2 separate regions of the Mus musculus genome follow, and region 2 is linked to region 1. The links are chromatin loops, found by intact Hi-C in ENCODE. Cell type or tissue: left cerebral cortex. All regions are shown on one strand. Links, peaks and the distances in the headings refer to the core of each region. The heading gives the core; the rest is flanking DNA. Region 1 overlaps Gm14015 (predicted gene 14015). Region 2 overlaps Mpped2 (metallophosphoesterase domain containing 2).

The links. Hi-C counts contacts between places; a loop is a spot of excess contacts. Peaks named below come from ENCODE experiments on the same cell type or tissue, not always from the same donor. Only the 100,000 strongest peaks of a DNase experiment are listed, where the experiment ranks them.
Region 2: it touches region 1 in a loop (9-fold over the local background); 2 of 42 quality-filtered maps call a loop at or near these places.

Annotation. Positions count from the first base shown.
Region 1 is chr2:106,512,927-106,521,391 of GRCm38, forward strand. All of the region lies in intron 1 of Gm14015 (predicted gene 14015), which reads right to left. Among named protein-coding and RNA genes, the nearest start is that of Gm14015, 5.9 kb to the right of the region's middle. In left cerebral cortex, for the core only: no CTCF peak of the experiment used is centred there; a DNase peak (open chromatin) is centred at 4,540; H3K27ac peaks cover 336 bases.
Region 2 is chr2:106,714,659-106,723,123 of GRCm38, forward strand. The region is part of intron 2 of Mpped2 (metallophosphoesterase domain containing 2); the gene reads left to right. Among named protein-coding and RNA genes, the nearest start is that of Gm29885, 21 kb to the right of the region's middle. In left cerebral cortex, for the core only: no CTCF peak of the experiment used is centred there; DNase peaks (open chromatin) are centred at 1,227, 1,521, 4,441 and 4,921; H3K4me3 peaks cover 287 bases.

The sequences.
Region 1 (8,465 bases), core at 110-8,109:
GTGTAGTCTGTAGAGACCAATTGCTAATTCTACAAAGCATGTGCTGCCTTTCAGCTCAGGTTTGCTCCCATCTAATTAATATGGATAGAGCATTAAGCCTTTTTGGACTCTGGTGGTTTTCATTTCATGACTATTAATGATTTTAATGAACTGGACTAATTCAGTAGTTTTCATCCTAGTGTTTCGGGGCTTTGTTCATCACAAATTTCAGGTTTATAATTGGTTTCCAGGTCTTAACAGTGGTCATTGATCAGCTTCAGCAGTTCCTTTTACAACTCAGTAGGCGCTGGGGACTGTTAACCCTTTGCCACCTGGAGCAGAGATGCACAGTGTAGTGCTTCAGAACAAACCGACCTGCAGGTAACCATGGGGCAGTGGGTACTTCAAAATCCCAGGGTGTGAGGGAAGTGCTAGCACAGGACGGAACAGGAAAGGTCATGGTAGCGATATGGAAGCTGTGCATTTAGAACAGCAATTAGAATAAAGTAGACCCGTGATTGCTTTAGTTTCCAATATTCTGAGTGAGAAGTGCACGAACCAGGTTTTCTAGCTACTCAGTGGCCCTTGCCAAGCCCTAGCAGGTATCTTTATCAACAACCAAACAGCCAGGACTAAAGAATAAGAAAAATAAGAGCTGGAAAAAAGCTGATGAGAAATAGAAACCAGGAGACAAGGCTGCAGGGGACACAGACGGTGGAACCTAGCAGAGATACAGAAATAAACATGGGTGGCTGCATGCTTGTATCTATATTTTTTTTTCTTCACAGGACAGGGATATGGGCTTACCAATGGAATAGAGCCACAGCTAGTGGTTTTCTGCCTTTCGGAAAACTAATAATATGTCTGCATTTTGTTGAAAACAAAAGGCATAACTTTAAGCATTGTGCACCTGAGAGTGTCTAACAGACCTGTTTGTTCCCCAATCTATCTTGGGAAACTGAAAAATGACAGGCAGGGTGTACATGCAGAGGAGTCTAGCTCACATCATCAAAATGGAAGAAAGCAGAAGGTGGTCAATTCTCTGGTTGTCTTAAATGTTCCATTCATCTATGTCTTAAGTGCTCCAAGAAAGAGCTACCCAAGCACCCAAGTACCAGCTTCCAGAAATAAAGGCTGACATCATGGGAAGCTGTCCTTTTCCATAGGTCTATCCCCAAAGGTTTCCACTATCCTGTCCCTGATCAGTGGTGGGGAAAATCTTACTTGATCCAGGGTTTTGCTTCTGATGGAGACTGTGTCCATATGGAATCAAAAACCCAGTTGGATCTTTATGGGTACTTCCATTAAAAGCATCCAGAAATCTCATCTAGAGTGGTTGTTATATCATCTCTGAGTTCTAAGTAGAGAGGCCTAAAAGAATCAGCTACTCAAGTAAACAGGCATAAAGCTGAGAAATTTGGATTTTTTTTTTTTAAATTCTGTTTTGCATGACAGGTTATGCTCTACCAGTTGACTTCTCTCATACAGGCTGATTTACTTAAACAAGTTGCCATCAGGATAGAATTTACTTTACACCTTTAATTCCTGCTCATCTCTCAATCCTTTCCAGTCTTGCTTCTATCCCACAGAGCTACTGAAAGGTTCTGTCATCTATAAAATGGTGGTAATGGCTTCCTTGTTAGGGTCATTGTGCAGATTAGCACACTTAGCAAGGTGCCTCAATAAATTATGGTTATTATTGTCACTCAAACCACCAAAGCTCCTATGATTGACACATGACTTAAGTCTTCCTCTGCTGAGTTCTTGGCTGTGCATCCTACTACAGAGCACATTTCCTCGGACTCCACTTGTTCACCCTTTGAATCTTTCAACAAATGTGTGTAGATGTTTAGCTCATTCTGCAGAGTTCTAGGCATGAGGGCTACCACACAGTTCAGAAAGGCTGAATGTTTTCTTTCCTATGCTTGGAGTTTTAATTTGTTTTTTCAGAACAGGAAAGGAAAATAGGAAACGGTAATCTATTTAAACAAGCAGAGTTTGCATCTTTAATTCTTGTTTGTCTCTCGATCCTTTCCGGTCTTCTACTGAATTCTTAAATTGTTCCAAACATCAGTGGTTTGGCACATGTCAAGCTACATGAGAGGGGCCTAAATATCTTCACGCTATTGATGAGGACATCAAGGCTCTATGTGTTAACTTTCCTTGCCAAGGTCATAAAGGTTTTGAGTGAAAGAAACTATTTAAACCAGAGCAGTCAGCACCAGGGCTCAGGCATTAAGATTCAGCTTCATTTACAAAGAACAGAGGGAAAAATTACAAAAAAAAAAAAGGAAAGAAAAAAATGCTATTTGAGATGAGGTATCTACAAAAGCCCCCTGAGAGAGGAGGACACCATGAGAGTAGAAAGACCCACGCTGACAGAATCTGGAAATGTGCTGTGCTCTAGAGAGCAGAAATGAACTGAGCTGTCCTCCTAGAAGCATTGTGTATTGAAGCGTACCCTCTGTGTGACTAGAGTAAGAACTTTAGAATGGAAGACTTTGGGGGTATGATTAAGACTAAGCAAGGATCTGTGAGCAGCGTCTACTTCCACAGAAGCTGTAGCTTTCAAATAAGAGGAAAAGAGAGTTTGTCCTCTCTTCAAATAAAAGACATGTAGGGGCACAGTGGAAGGTGGCCATCAGGAAGTAAGTCCTCATCAGGAAAAGAACTGGCCACCACCTCATCTTGACTTCTCAGCTCCCACTACTGTGAGAGAACACACTTCTGCTGCCCCAGTGGCTGCCCAGTCTGTTGCATTTGTTTAGACAACTTAAGGAAATGAAAACATCAGAGGAGGTCTTGGATCTTAGGAGAATGGTGCTTCTCAGCTAGTTCATGAAGGAAGATGGAGACATCATCTGAGTGCTGGGAAGGATGAACCTTTGCAAGAGATGCTGTGGGAGTTTGAATGAGTGAGGCAAAGAAAAGCAAACTTGACTCTTTCCAAGACTGTCCCTACATAAGCAACCAGAGGAGTGAAAAGAGAATCGGAACCTCAGAGCAAGACTTTTAAGGTAGTATATATACTAGAATGTTTGTCTGTTGTAATGATCTAGTGAGCAGAACATATAAAGGAGATTTTATAGAGAGGAGATAATTGCAAAAACAAAGTCATTGAATAGAGAAGAGGGCCTATCCTTGGATAGAAGAGACTTATCATTGTGCAAGTGTGGAAGGCAAAGCTATAGATAAACATGTAAGGGGCTGGTAGATCAGGTGCATGTCTCAGAAGGGGAAGTGGGGCCGTTGGGTGTACCTGCAGGTAGAGTGGAAGCTTTGGTGATGGAATAAGAGATATTTCTCTCTGTTGTGCTAGCATTCTATTAATAGGACATAGATCTTGACTATTCCTATCTAGAGGCTTGTTTTTATCTTCCTCCTGATCCAGACAAGGAAACTGAGCTCAGTGGTCACGGAGGTGGTGGCCAGGAAGACTAGGATTTGAACAGCAGTTTTCTCTTTTGCTTGTTGTTCCTGATTTGCTGAAAGTGAAAGTGGAGGGAAAAGTTGGAATCATGATCTTAGTGGAAAGAAAAGCAAATTGAGTGATGCAGTGTGGCAGGATTTCCAAGCTGTACTGGAGACTCTCTTGTCATCAGGGATATAAACAGAAAGGAAAACTATTTTTTATAGTCTCATGGATTTGTTTTATTAACTTTTGTTTTGCCTACAGCTCTATTTGAATGCTCAGATTTCAAATTTGGTCTGAGTTTTAAGAGGAGAAGAGAAAAAGAAAGAGGAAAGGACAAAGAAGGTAAGAGAATGGATGGATGGATGGATGGATGGTTGGATGAATAGATGGATAGATGATAGGTATAAGGATGGATGGATGGTTGCTTGAGTGGATGAATGGATGCATACATACACACACACACACACACACACACACACACACACACACGCATATATATAAGCACATAGGCATATAGGTAGACAAGAGTTTTCATAGCTGTCAACTATTGACCTAGTTTGAATAAAAAGGAAAATGAGACCAAAGATTGATAAGAGGCATTGGAAGCAGCTGGAATGCAGAGGGTTTGGTAAAGTAAACTGGATAATTAAGGTAAGTACTCCGATTAAGATTCTGATGTTTTGAGAGGTACTTGACATTAGAGCTTTTGGAAGGAGTAAGTTTCAAGACCTCTAGAGTCACCATGGAGGAAAGGCTATAGATCTCGTCTCCTGCTAACAAGATAGCTCAGTAGTTAAAGGCACCCAAAGCCAAGCCTGGTGAACTGAGCTCAGTCCTTGGCACTCGTGGAAAAAGAACCAACCCTCACAGGTTGTCCTTTGATTGCCACACTTGAGCCATGGCTCACGTGCACTTCCACCCAAACACAGAAGATAAATAAATATCTTAAAATTTACAAACGTTGTAGGAGGTAATGAGGCAGGACATGAATACTGAAGTTCCCAGGGATAATGGTAGAAGTAACAGGAGAGAGCAAGAGGGACAGTAAGTGGGTGTAAAATCTCCAGAGACTGGGAGGTGAGTGGGGGACAGGCGACTATGACAGAGAGGGAACAGATGGTGTAGTCTCATGCCATCTGCTTTAAAATCACCAGGAATTCTGAGGATGAAGGAAGGGACAAGTGTCTAGAAATAGCAGCAGAGCAACTCCAAAGCCTCTAGTCACCCCTTTCCACTCTCCAGCTGAAATCCTCTGCTGCGCTACCACACTCCCCACTTTTAAACAATACACATATGCCGTCTCTTCAGACTCCTATATTTAGGAAAGATATATTGACATTGGGCTTTGGAAAATAAGCATCATGTCTCCTACATGAGTGCATATGTGTACATGCATATGCATAAGTGAACACACATCCTTACACAAGCACGCACACACACACACTCCTGAATATTTGTATTAGTTCTATAGCTTCCCTTCTTGTTTTTGTTTTGTTTGTTTGTTTGTTTGTTTTTCAAAGCTGAGTTTCCTTGTGCAGTCCTGGCTGTTCTGGAACTTTCTCTGTAGACCAGGCTTGCCTTGAACTCCCAGAGATCCACCTGTCTGCCTCTGCCTCTCATGTGGTGGGATTAAAGGTGTGTGCCATCTTTGCCTGGCTATCTCTTCCTTTCTAAAACCCTGCAAAAATAATTAGTCTATAGTATTTGGAAGTCATTCTTCATGTCACTTAGATTCTTTAAAACTTGAAACATTTTATATGTTCTTTGGAATAGGGAACATTTTTTTTTCCTTTTAAGAGTGAATTTTCTTCCAATTTCTTCATACTTCACTATTGTTCAAATGTGTGGAAATCAAATTTTCTTATTTATTTTTCTCTTTCTTACTTTATATACTTTAGTCGTTTTAATAGTAGAGTTTCAGGTTCTGGAATAAATGTTGAGTTAATATTTGGTTTGGGCTTCCTTGCCAGATGAGGGAAATAAATTTAGATTTTTCAGAGGGAGTGAGTACTGAGGCTCAAACTAGGGGTTTTTCCACATGCTAGAGAGACACTCTACCATTGAACTACATCTCCAGTCCCATCAATTCAGACATTCCATGTACAGAGAGTATTTCATGTTGTCATTTGTCGCTATATCCCCACCTCCCCCATCCACATTCTGAGCAGTCATCCTGCTTTTGAGGGTTTCCAGAATAAGGGCTTAGAGTTTTCCCCTTTTATAAGTTGGATCCTTCCAGGCCCTTGAACTCTTGGGTGTGGCTCTACCTCCCCTCCTCTCACATGGCTTTTAAGTACAAATCCCAGACCTCAGGTCCACATTGGGCCCTATATTCCAGTGCTGGACCCTTCTTACTGACCAGACTCTGGTTTCCTGCTTCACTCCTGCACCCCACGTGGGGCATTTAATTTTTTAGTTCAACTTGATGGCAAAATAATAATAATAATAATGATAATAATAAATAATGGATTAGCAAGATATCTCAGTGGGTAAAGGGTGCTTACTATCAAATCTTATGACCTGAGTTGGATCTGCAGGACCTGCATGGTTAGAGGAGAACTGACTTCAGCAGCTTGCCATATGACCACCACATGAATACTGTAACATGTTTGTACTCCAGAAATGAGAAATGGGAAGCATCCTGGGCAAGGGTAACCTACAACATTTGTTCTAGCACAGGGCCAACAGCCATTCCTTAAATGGTGTTTCTTGCATAGACAGGATATCAACCTTCTACCTGTTGTTCATGATAAATTTCATTGATTACTTCTTGCTGTGTCAACGTTACTAGCCAAACTCTCTAATTTTGTCATTGCAGTCCTTAAAAGCCTTTATTCCACTATGTTTTTCAAAATCAAAATTATTATTCCACCCAAAGCCCTTCCAACCCTGATCTCAATTATTAGGCATGCTCTGTGCACCCACAAAATTCCATGAAAGTTCTAATCTCTGCTACCTCAGAATTTTGCCTTAAAAATAAGGCCTTTTAAAAAGTGATTTCAGTTAAATAAGATCACAGAGATGGCACTGATTCAGCGTGCCTGGGTGCTTATAAGAAAAAGAACAGACATCAGTGATGGGTACGCACAGAAACATGGTCATCTGGGGACACAGAGAGAAGGTAGTCAAAAGACAGAGGCCTAGGAGAAGCAAACATCTTTGTCTTGGAGCTCTGGCCTCCAGAAGGATGGGAAATGCATGTCTACTGTTGAAGATAATGGTCCATTAGAGTTTGTTATAGCAATCCAGGAACATTAGCATACTTCCTGTCTCATGGGTCATATATCCACTACTTCCCTTTCCTGTTCCCCAGGCAAGACATGTTCCTCATGTCCTTCAACTGTACAAATTACCCTTCACAAGAGGAAATCCCAAGGACTTTTGTTGTACTCATCAGATGTGGAAGGCTGAATACAGGTTCCCACAGGAGTAGTAGGAACCCCTGTGTTGAAGCCACAAGTAAGTAAAAGATGTGAGAGTGGAGAAATGGTCATATATGATTAAAGAGGTCCTTAAAAGCAATTATGAGAAGATTGGGAGTTGAGGTGGGCATTTGACCACCAAGGCAGAATAAGAAAATATGGTCATGGGAGAATATGGCTAATTAGAGTGATGTAAGAAGGGGGTTACAGAAAGTCTTGGAGAGCTGGCAAAGGCAAAGACCCCATTTTTCTCCTGGAGGTCTTGCAGTAATATCTAACCCCAATAAGCCCATATAAAAAATCATACAACTCAGTAATTATAACTATATGCCTAGATTGGGAAGATCTATCACTATCCTCACCTATGAGACCCTTTGCTACTTGCAGTTTTTTCCTGGCCACATGGTTTTGTTCCATACTGGCTTCCTTCTCCTCCTCCTCTTCCTCCTCCTCCTCCAACTTCTCTCTCTCTCCTTCTTCCTCTCCAATATGAGGCCCCACCTTTCCATTCCACAGTCCAATCATAGGCTCTAGCCTTTACTTGACTAGTAAGAATAGGGAGATGGTTCAATGAGATTACCTGAGTATGTGAGCCTTCTTAGGGGCAGCCCCTCTTGAGGAAGCAGCATTAACATCAAAACGTAACTGGTACCACAGCAACCCATAACATTTCCCCATTTTTGTCCAATTAAAGTCTCTTTTATCTCAGATATAAATTGAACACAACCCTCAAAATTATGCAAATTAAAATATATAATATACACTTAATACCTAGTCTTTCATATTTGTCAATTTAGATAAAGCATTCTATCATCTATCCTAACTTAAAAAGCTTACAATTCCATACCTCAATTATGTTCTGACTTTAGCTTGCATTACCATCTGAAAACCATCCTTTCAAATCTATATCACCTCTCTCAATGCTAAACAACTTGAGTTTGATTATGAGGCTACTGGTCTTTAACCCTATCAGAAATCCAAGAACAAATTTAATATTACCTGAAAAATATAGGAAGCACAAAGCATAGCTTCCAAACTTAACCAATTTGTAGAGACAGCTGATTACCTGGACAGTTCCTCATTTCTCAAAATGTTGAAGAATCAGTTTTCAGGCTTCTGTCCCAAGATCATCTGACAGACCTCAAATGAAGCAGGAATTATGAAGGACTACCTTACTCTGTATTGGCAGAGCCAAGCTGTAAGCTATCCCACATTTTGTGTCCTTTTCTGGACAGTAATTTTGTCTGTAGATGGCAATTTTCGTCCAGTGGCCACCTTCCCGTAACTGGAGCAACTCCATCTGGAGGTTTTGATGTTCAGTTTTTTTCTTTGAACCATGAAGGGGATACTGTCAGGGACAGACATGTCTGTAGCCAAAATTTCTGATAATAATGACATGATTACATTTCAGAGTCTGTGTATTTCTGATATTTTTGAAGACTATATGTCTATATAAATATATCTGAAATGTTAAACCTTAACCACTCTTAGCTACTTCTATTTGAATATTGTAGGAGCACCTTAATATAACTAGATCAGAATCATGAGTTTATGATCTGGCTCTTAACTTGCATTATTGAATCATCCTAAATAGTTTATAATGGCAGTTATTAGAAGGGCTGGGTCTAAGCCTTGTATTCTTAGATGAG
Region 2 (8,465 bases), core at 288-8,287, 200 kb after region 1:
ACATGTTTTGGTGACCCCAACCATAAAATTGTCTCGCTGCTGCTTCAAAGATAATCTTGCTACTGTTGTGAATCATAATGTAAATATCAGGTTGAGGAACACTGAACTAGACTCTAAAGATTTGAGGTTCCTATGTTGTTTTGTAACTTTAAAGGTGAGGACTGAGAAAGCACATTGTGTGAACCCAGTTACTGCGCTCATGTATTGACCCTGTCAGAAGTCAGTGACTGTGGGCTGAGGGTTCCAACTGTAAGATTAACGTACTAGGAATCTGAGTAACAAGTCCCCACTATACCCACTGCATAGAGTATGCTTGCAATGAAGACTGAGCAAGAAAATGAGCTAACTGTCATAACAGGAGTCATGAGTTTTGTGTAAAGCAAACCACTTTTATTCTGTGATTTTTAACAGCGTCTTTGTAGTTTTTGAAATAGTACACTCATTCTTTATCTCAAAACTTTCTCTTAGTAACTTAGTAAACAAGGTAGTGTTTACTATCGGTTTCAGTATCCAATTTCCATGTGTATATGCAGTTATACTTAGTTCTTCTATAGGACCCTAACCACCTTACCCTTGCCTTGATGGCTCCTGTCTACATTCTTAAAGATCTCATAGGTGGGTGTGGTGGTGCACACCTTTGATCCCAGCATTGAGGAGACAGGTGGGTCTCTGTGAGTTCAAGGTTAGCCTGGTCCACATAGTGAGAAAATCAAAACCAAACAACAACAGAAGCTCTTACAGAGCCTTTTGACAGTCTGGGCTTTGGGTTAAATATGGATAAAACTCTGATTACGACTTTGAGGTTACAAAAACACATAAAACATTTTAAAAATGGACTTACAGGGAAACCAAATAAAAGTCAGACTAAGACTGTGGTAGAATTCTAAGTGTGAACAGCTAAACTGTAGACTCCTGTAGTACCAGGCAAGTAGAAGAAGAAAAATCCCCAGGGGGAGTGGGGGAAAAAACCCTGCTCTAAGGTTCCAGGCTTAAGAGAGAATTTTACATAGGGCAAAGACCCCTGAGGAGGAGAGAGAAGAAGAGAGTGCTGTTGATGTTGCATTGTAAGCCCTTTGGGGGTAGGAAGTTTTTAATTTAGGTGACTGACTCCAGGGTTTCTCCCCAGCTTTTTCTGTGGCTGTGGCTGCCCAGATGGGTTATGTAATTAGCCTTTCTGGGGATGCCCTTTGGCTGAAGACCTAATTGAGTCTCTGGACTTACAAGCAGGGTTAGAGTTGGTGCAGCTTTCTGCCCTGCAGGTAGAAGCCCTTTGATGGACCTGCCTCTTTGAAAGGTACCTATAGCAACTGGCAGTGACATTATTTGGGCAAAGCAGGGTTTAGTAATTGAGGAGTCAGTCCTTTTTAGTATATGACAATCTCTAAAATAGAGAAGACACCAAAAGCCACCCGTACGGTTTAAATGAGCCTGTATTGTGCATTATAAATATGCACCGGATGGATGCCAAGTAGAAAACACCGGAACACTCTCTCAGGATGCTGTTAGGGCCAAGCGGAATCTCATTAGGGACAGCTTCAAAGATCAGTTCCTCGTGTCCATAAAAACAAGTGTAAATTATCTGGTGCGCGCCTGCTGTTAGTGGCTGTGGTGTTGCATTATGCATGATTCGAGATTGCACAGAGGAGGTGGGGCTGCTTGGAGTTCCACAATAGATGCGGGATTTCTCCACTTTTTTTTTTTATTGCTGAGTCTACATTTTGGAAATTTATTGGTGCGTTTCAGCTAATGGATGATGCCATATATAACTGGTACCTACATCTTTGATGAATTGGAGTCAGTTCAGAGAGGCGTGATGAGGTCGGAAATGTTTGTAGGAACCACCAGTCTATCCAGGTTTCTGTGTCTTGTTTACTCCCACGCGGAACTGGGAGAGGGCACAGGAAGGTGGTCCTTGTATGTAGAATCCAGTGACTTTGTTCCAATCACATGTTCTTCCTGTTTCTCCTTCTCTGTCTCTCTGTCGGCCCTTTTAAAAGTGTGGGTGTTCAGGATTTAAGAAAATGTAGTTAAGCTCGACATAAAAGGTATAATAAACAGTTTTGAAATGGATTGTGAGGTCTAGAAATATAAAGTCAACCTTTCTCGCTTGAGGAGTTCACTAGAATGTAGTGTTGGGGAACGCGGATTGTAGAAGTTTGAATCTGGTCTGTCAGAGGAAGAATGCAGTAGAGTTCTAAGCATGGGCAGCTAAACTGTAGTACCAGAGCCTCAGAAAAAGAAGAAAAATCCCCAGAAAAATAAAAAAATAAAAAAAAATAAATGTCTAAATGCTTCCCAGAAAATGGAGTAACTTATGGCCACATGATTGTTTGTTTGTTTGTTTGTTTGTTTTGGTTTTGTTTTTAAACTCAGTTATTATTTATGTATTGATCTGTTGTGCGTGACTTGGTGAAGTTAACTTTTCAGTTTTCTTACTTGTAAGGGGGGGGGGGCAATTGTTACATTTCTCCAGAGACAAGGGGCATGTTAAAGGAGCTGATTTATATATCATACTTACATTTCCTGAGCTGTAATAAGTCTTAGGGATGTGTTTATTCGTTTGGATGTTATCACGGCTAGCTTGTTTGGAGGTGGCAGGCTCTCCGGTGTGGTCAGGGCTGTGTAGGTGTGCAGCACCTTGAGCCTGCCTTTGCAAGCCTGTGTGGTTGGAGTGTGTGTGTGTACTCCTTCACACAGAGGGCGAACAACTTCAGGGAGCACAGACCCTGGGGACAAGCAGAGGAAACCACAGACATATAAAACATTTTTTTGTGGTCCATGTGATATGGAGAGAGAACTATGAGATTCTGGGGAATGGTAAAGAAATATGGAAAAAAAAACTGCTTTCCTTTCTGTTGGTTGGTGTCTGTACCCACAGCAGAAACAAAACAAAACAAAACAAAACAAAAGCAACCCCCACCCCACCCCACCCCCGCAAAGCCCTACATGATAGAAAGAGCAAGAGAGCACTTTACTTGGTGTCACGTGACTTAACCCAACAATCATTCTAGCACCTGCTACTTTGGGTTTTGAATTCACAGCTTGGCAAAAGTCTCCATTGACAGTGCTAGGTATGAACAGTTCCCTTTCTAGGGTGGAAGTTCTTTGAGAATAGGATAAAGGTTGGCTCATTTTTGAATCCTGCTGTGCTCCTGAACCCACCATTATGAAGTGCATCTCCCAGCCCTCACTGAAGGTTTAAGTAGCTCTTTCCTCCTCTGAATCGCCTCTGCTGAGAGATGCTGCCGCAACAACATGTTCACTTTCATACTTACTTCTCTCTGCCTTACCTTGCTTGCTTCAGATTTCTTCCTTAGAGTTTTCCCTCCCATTTCTTATCACTTGCTCATCAAAGTGTTAAGGAAGGCTTGTTGGCACCTCTCATATGGCACATGAAGTAATGATTGGGTACTCTGGGATTCTACAGTCCTTTGATACAACCTTTTTTTTTTTTTTAAACATGAGAAAGAGAAATAGTTTGGCTCCATGTCAGGGTGATAGTGAGTGTCACAGTTGATCAATTGATAAGTACTTATTGAAAGTAGTATGCCAAACAAAGACTGTGGCTATTTTGTTTCTCTATCCCCTGTATGTAAGACAGCACCTAGTATACTAATAAACTGTTATTGATACATAAGTGGGTATAGCAGGCAGAATAACGTAGACCCCTAAACCACCTAGTTCTTGTCAATTATGAAGACAATCAAATATTCCATAACTAACATGTGCTAAAGTCATCATACATTATTAATAATGTAATAGTCAAGTTAGGATGGGACACATACACACCACACACATCTACTCATAAGTTCACGGTGAGGGAAACATGAGTAGAGAACCTTACCTGTAGCTTATTAACAGCTCAGAGAAGTGGAGGAAACCACAGAGCTTTGCTGGGTTTCACTACAGTATGTTCCTTTGTGACTCTTAATGGGTTTTTAATCCCTGGAGAACCCACACTTAGAGGCAGACAATATATGCTGACCGAGTCAGAGAATCAAGGGAGAGTTTCTTTAAGGCATATCTAAAATAAACCTTTTAAGGGGATTGGACTTGACTCTCCTAAATGGCCTTTCAATGTTACTTCCAAAGTTTTCCCTGCAGACATGTACCAGGACAGTTAAGAGGGTCTCACGTCTGATTCTTCTCCTAACCCTGAAGGAAGATAGGCTCCCTGCAAGGGGTGCCATGCAATGGAAAACTACTTTTTAAAAAGTAGCCATTTTTTTTACACTGGCAGAGCATGCCTTGCTTTCATTTCAGAACATTTCCCCCTCTTCTTGCCACTCTGTGTCCCGTTCTCCCTCTCAAGCCTGGCAGAATCTTGAAGCCCAGTGGGTTCTGTAAAGCACTGCCATTTCTTACACTGAGCTTGTCCACACTTGGACGGTGATTGCATTTTTGCTATGATGTGGGAGTTGAGAAGTGTGCAGCCATATGCCATGGGCTTGGATGATGGCTTACATTCCAAACAAGTTAGATGCTTTCCGGCCCACTGCTTGTACTGTGTGGAAATGAGCAAACCTTCGCATTTCTAGGTCTTTCTATTTGGAGATATGAAGAAGTTTCACTGTGTCAACCCAGTATATTTTTATAAGTTCACTTTGCGTGTAGTTTTGAGACCTGTGTAGGGTGGCATAGTCAAGATCCAGAGTAACTTGAAAGGATCTTCTCTGTTGAGACGTTCCCAAAGGTTATTGTTTGAAGTGGTGTCTCTAGCCAGAAGGAGCTGGTGTCGCTGTTTGGAAAATTACTTCTATTAGTAGCTGGTGTTGCCATCCCTTGTAGATCATCGAAGTGTGTCATCCTTATGAGGGTTTGAAAAACCCTGTGGCCACAGTCATTTCCTTCTCTGGGGAGCGTTTTTAGACACATGCAATTTCCTTCTTGGAAAATGCATTGTGGCAGGTGGGAAGCATCACATGAAACTTTTCATGTTACAACTACAGCTGGGCCCAAGTGGGCTTGGCAGCGGTCCTCTTTGACTAGGATGTTGCAAGTCTAGCTGTAAGTCAGTTCTAAGCCAGATGCCTAGGCTGTAGGTGCTGTGGCTGGTAGCTGGACATCTGTTTGCTGGCTGGGGGTGGAGTGTGTGTGTGTGTGTGTGTGTGTGTGTAATCCAATAGTATCTGTTCTGTCTTTAAGACCTGAGCATCTCAGGAAATGGGAAATTACTGGGGATGGGTCTCCAGTGCTCTTCTTGGAAGGTCAGAGATGGCATGTGGTGGTGACCTCCACTTGTAGTTGAAATAGTTAAACGTCACATTCAGTTGTTGGATTTTTATGATAGAAAAATTATCAAAGCTCTCGGTTTGGGATGATGGTTGAAATAATATCCCCGGGGTGCCCAAGACTCAACTTACTAGACAGAATTCTTAAACTATTCCCTCTGAGGCGGCAACTAGTGAGTATATATTTGTCACAGCTGTCGTTACTTCAGTGTAGAAGTTATACTTTATATTGTCTCCATACAAATATTTGTGTGTGTACACATGCACACCCACCCAGAGAAATGAAGGTTTCAGGTCAGACACACATGTAAATGCTTACTGAACAATGCATTTGACCACCTAAAAAATAAAATAAGCATAGGCTAGTGTCTGCCTTTGGCTTGAACACCTCAGCCAGCGATCACTCACATAGTTGACCTTGGTTTTTATTGAGGGCACTGGGAGCCACATTATCAAGCACATTGAGCCAACCCCGATTCGCCTTAGCATCATTTTTCTTTCTGCACAAATGAAAAGGTCCTCAGACAGATTGTTTTCTTTTTGTTCCGCACTGGGTGGTAGTGGTGGGGGAAAACATGATTTTTGCATGACTATGGGTCTGCTCTATAAATACGCAAATTCGGGCCTTTGTTTTAAATGTAATCAGCAAGATTGCATTTGCATTGCTTGTAAGTGAATCACATAAGTGAAATTACTTTGCCTGCATCTCATTTGGTATCATAAAATGTTATGGGATACAGGCTGTTTTTCTCCAGCTAAAGTGTCTCGAGCTAGTATTAGGGTGCTGGCTCTCATTTTCCTTTGTGACCATGTTTGTTGTGTTCTTCAGAGCCAGGGCTGTATTTTCATTTATGTCGGTTAGGAGAGAAATTCTCTTTGGAGCCCTCTAGAATGAGCTAAGATATTGGTTCAGTAGGGGGTAAATGGGAGTTTTAAGACTGTCTCATGTCGTGTAGCAAGTGATTGCTAATCACTTTCTGTCGCTAGTGACAACTGCTTACTAAGACTAAATGCCAGTCACTGTTGGTTGGGACTATAAAGCAATTTGAAGCTCTTCAGGCAGTTGGCTACAGAAAGTAGTTTACATGATTAAAAAAAAATCCAACTTAAGTCAATTGCCACATTTTTAGTGAACACTTTGAAATACACGTCTTCTTGGTTGTTTAGAAGATATTCTTAAGGCCTGTGACTCAGAAGCCATTGTGAGATTTCCTCACATTTCTCCTTGAAAAAAAAGTTAACACAACAATTAATAGTTATTGACCTTAAAAGGCCCAGTAAGAAATGAGCACATGTTCTTTCCTTTCTCTACTTTCTCTTTCAATTCCCTTCTCTTTTACGATGCAGCTAATTATAGAAACACTCCAGGTTGGCTTCGAACTTATGACCCTCTTGTCTCAGTTCCCGGAGTGCTGACTTCACTGGCTTGCTCTCCCACGGTCTTTGAAGGATTTTGTAATTCATATAGTTTCAAGGCAGGAGTCAATTGAAAGCAAGGTGTGAGATTGCTTAGGTAGTCTGTTTGGTGTGATTACCCGCAAACCCTCTTCATTAGGGACATCATTGAGAAAACCAGTGATGCTCCACAGCTGAGCATGCAGACTGTTCAGAGAGAAGGCAGCTACAGTGAGGCCCCAGCAGAGGACAGACCCTCCCCTCGGGCAAGGACCAGCTTTGGGTTTGGAAGAAGTGTTGACAACATACTTGATGTGGTTCAAACAGTAGAGAGAACTAGAAAGAGTCGGATGTGATGAATGAAAACTACATCTTTAGAGTAAGGTGGTTTTTATTTAGTTGGCTATTTTTCCTGTCAGAAGAGAAGACTTGATCTGATGTGAAGAGAAAAAGGACCTTTCGCCTTCTGTTATTCTCAACAAGACTTAGAAGGGGATTCGGTTTCACACTCTTAAGTCATTAAAAAAAAAAATCTATCCCTGAGAAATACATTTTATATAGAAGAGGAAGACTGAGTATGGCATCTTTTTAATTAGTAAGCTCCTAATTGAAACATGCAAATAGGGAAGTGTTCAAGTTAAATGTGTTCTAGGCAATAAACTCCTACAAAGCAAAAATACTTGTGTGACCAGTATCGTGTGTAGTTTTAAAGATCGTTTTGTTTGTTCTTGTTGGTAAAATAATATTATAAAGTCATAAGATTTTAAATGTTATTGCTTCCTACTTTTAAAACTTTTTTTATTCACAAAAATCGTAAAGACTTGCGTTCCACTTGCCAAGTGGATCGTAAAGGAGACAGCTACGTGCATTGAGGTCTCAGTGCTTCCCATAAAGTCCCCCACAGCTGCATCTTCTGGGGTGTAGAGTTACCTGTCTGACTACTGTGACTTTTGTTTCAACCTGTCTCCAAGGTGTACTGTTTCATGTGTAGTCACTTCCTGAGCCTTGCTCCCTCTGATTTGAAAAAAAAAAAATTCTCTGGATAGTGTTTCCAAATTGATGGCCTTCTTGAGTTCAGACATTTCTTTTTAGTCTAACTTTACAGATATCTTTATTTTATATTAGATTCATCACTATTTTCTCATTGAAAAAAATTAACCATAACCATGCTTATCCTGATTCAAATGAGCAGCTGCGCTTTGAAACCAAATCCGTCTCCGGGCTATAATTGGCCCAGTGAAGGAGACCAGGTTTGCTCACAAAGAATTGTTTCTGACTGGGAAGCACTCTTCACTTTCTTCTTCTTCTTTTTTTCTTTTTCTTCTTCCTCTCTTTTTTTCTCTCTCAAAATTTGGAGTCTTCCCAAGCCATGAAATAAAAAGAAAGAAGAAAGGAAGGGGGAGGGAGGGAGAGAGAGAGAGAGGGAGAGGGATTAAAGAAAGGAAAGACAAAGAAAGGGGCCCACAGCAGCTTTTGAATACCTGGGAGCAAAGCACCCACACTTCTCTGTGACTTCAGAGCTGATGGTTTGAGACTGAGGCAGGGTGAATGAGGGGGAAGGAAGTGGTGCCCCTCACTCCAGGGATCTAACTGAAGCCTCAAAGAAACCAACAAAGCAGCAAGAACTGCATTACAGTCAACAATTGTTTCAGGTCCTGGTCTCTTTCCAGCCACAAACCTGCAGATTTCTAGGATCTCACCAGAAACCCTGCACACAGGAAGAGAGCATGTACTAACCCCCTTGTGTAACCGTAGTGACTGCTGCTCTCATCATATCAGATTATAATTCTATCCAAGGCATCCCAGAGCCACCTCACGGGTCAAAAGAGGGATAAGAAG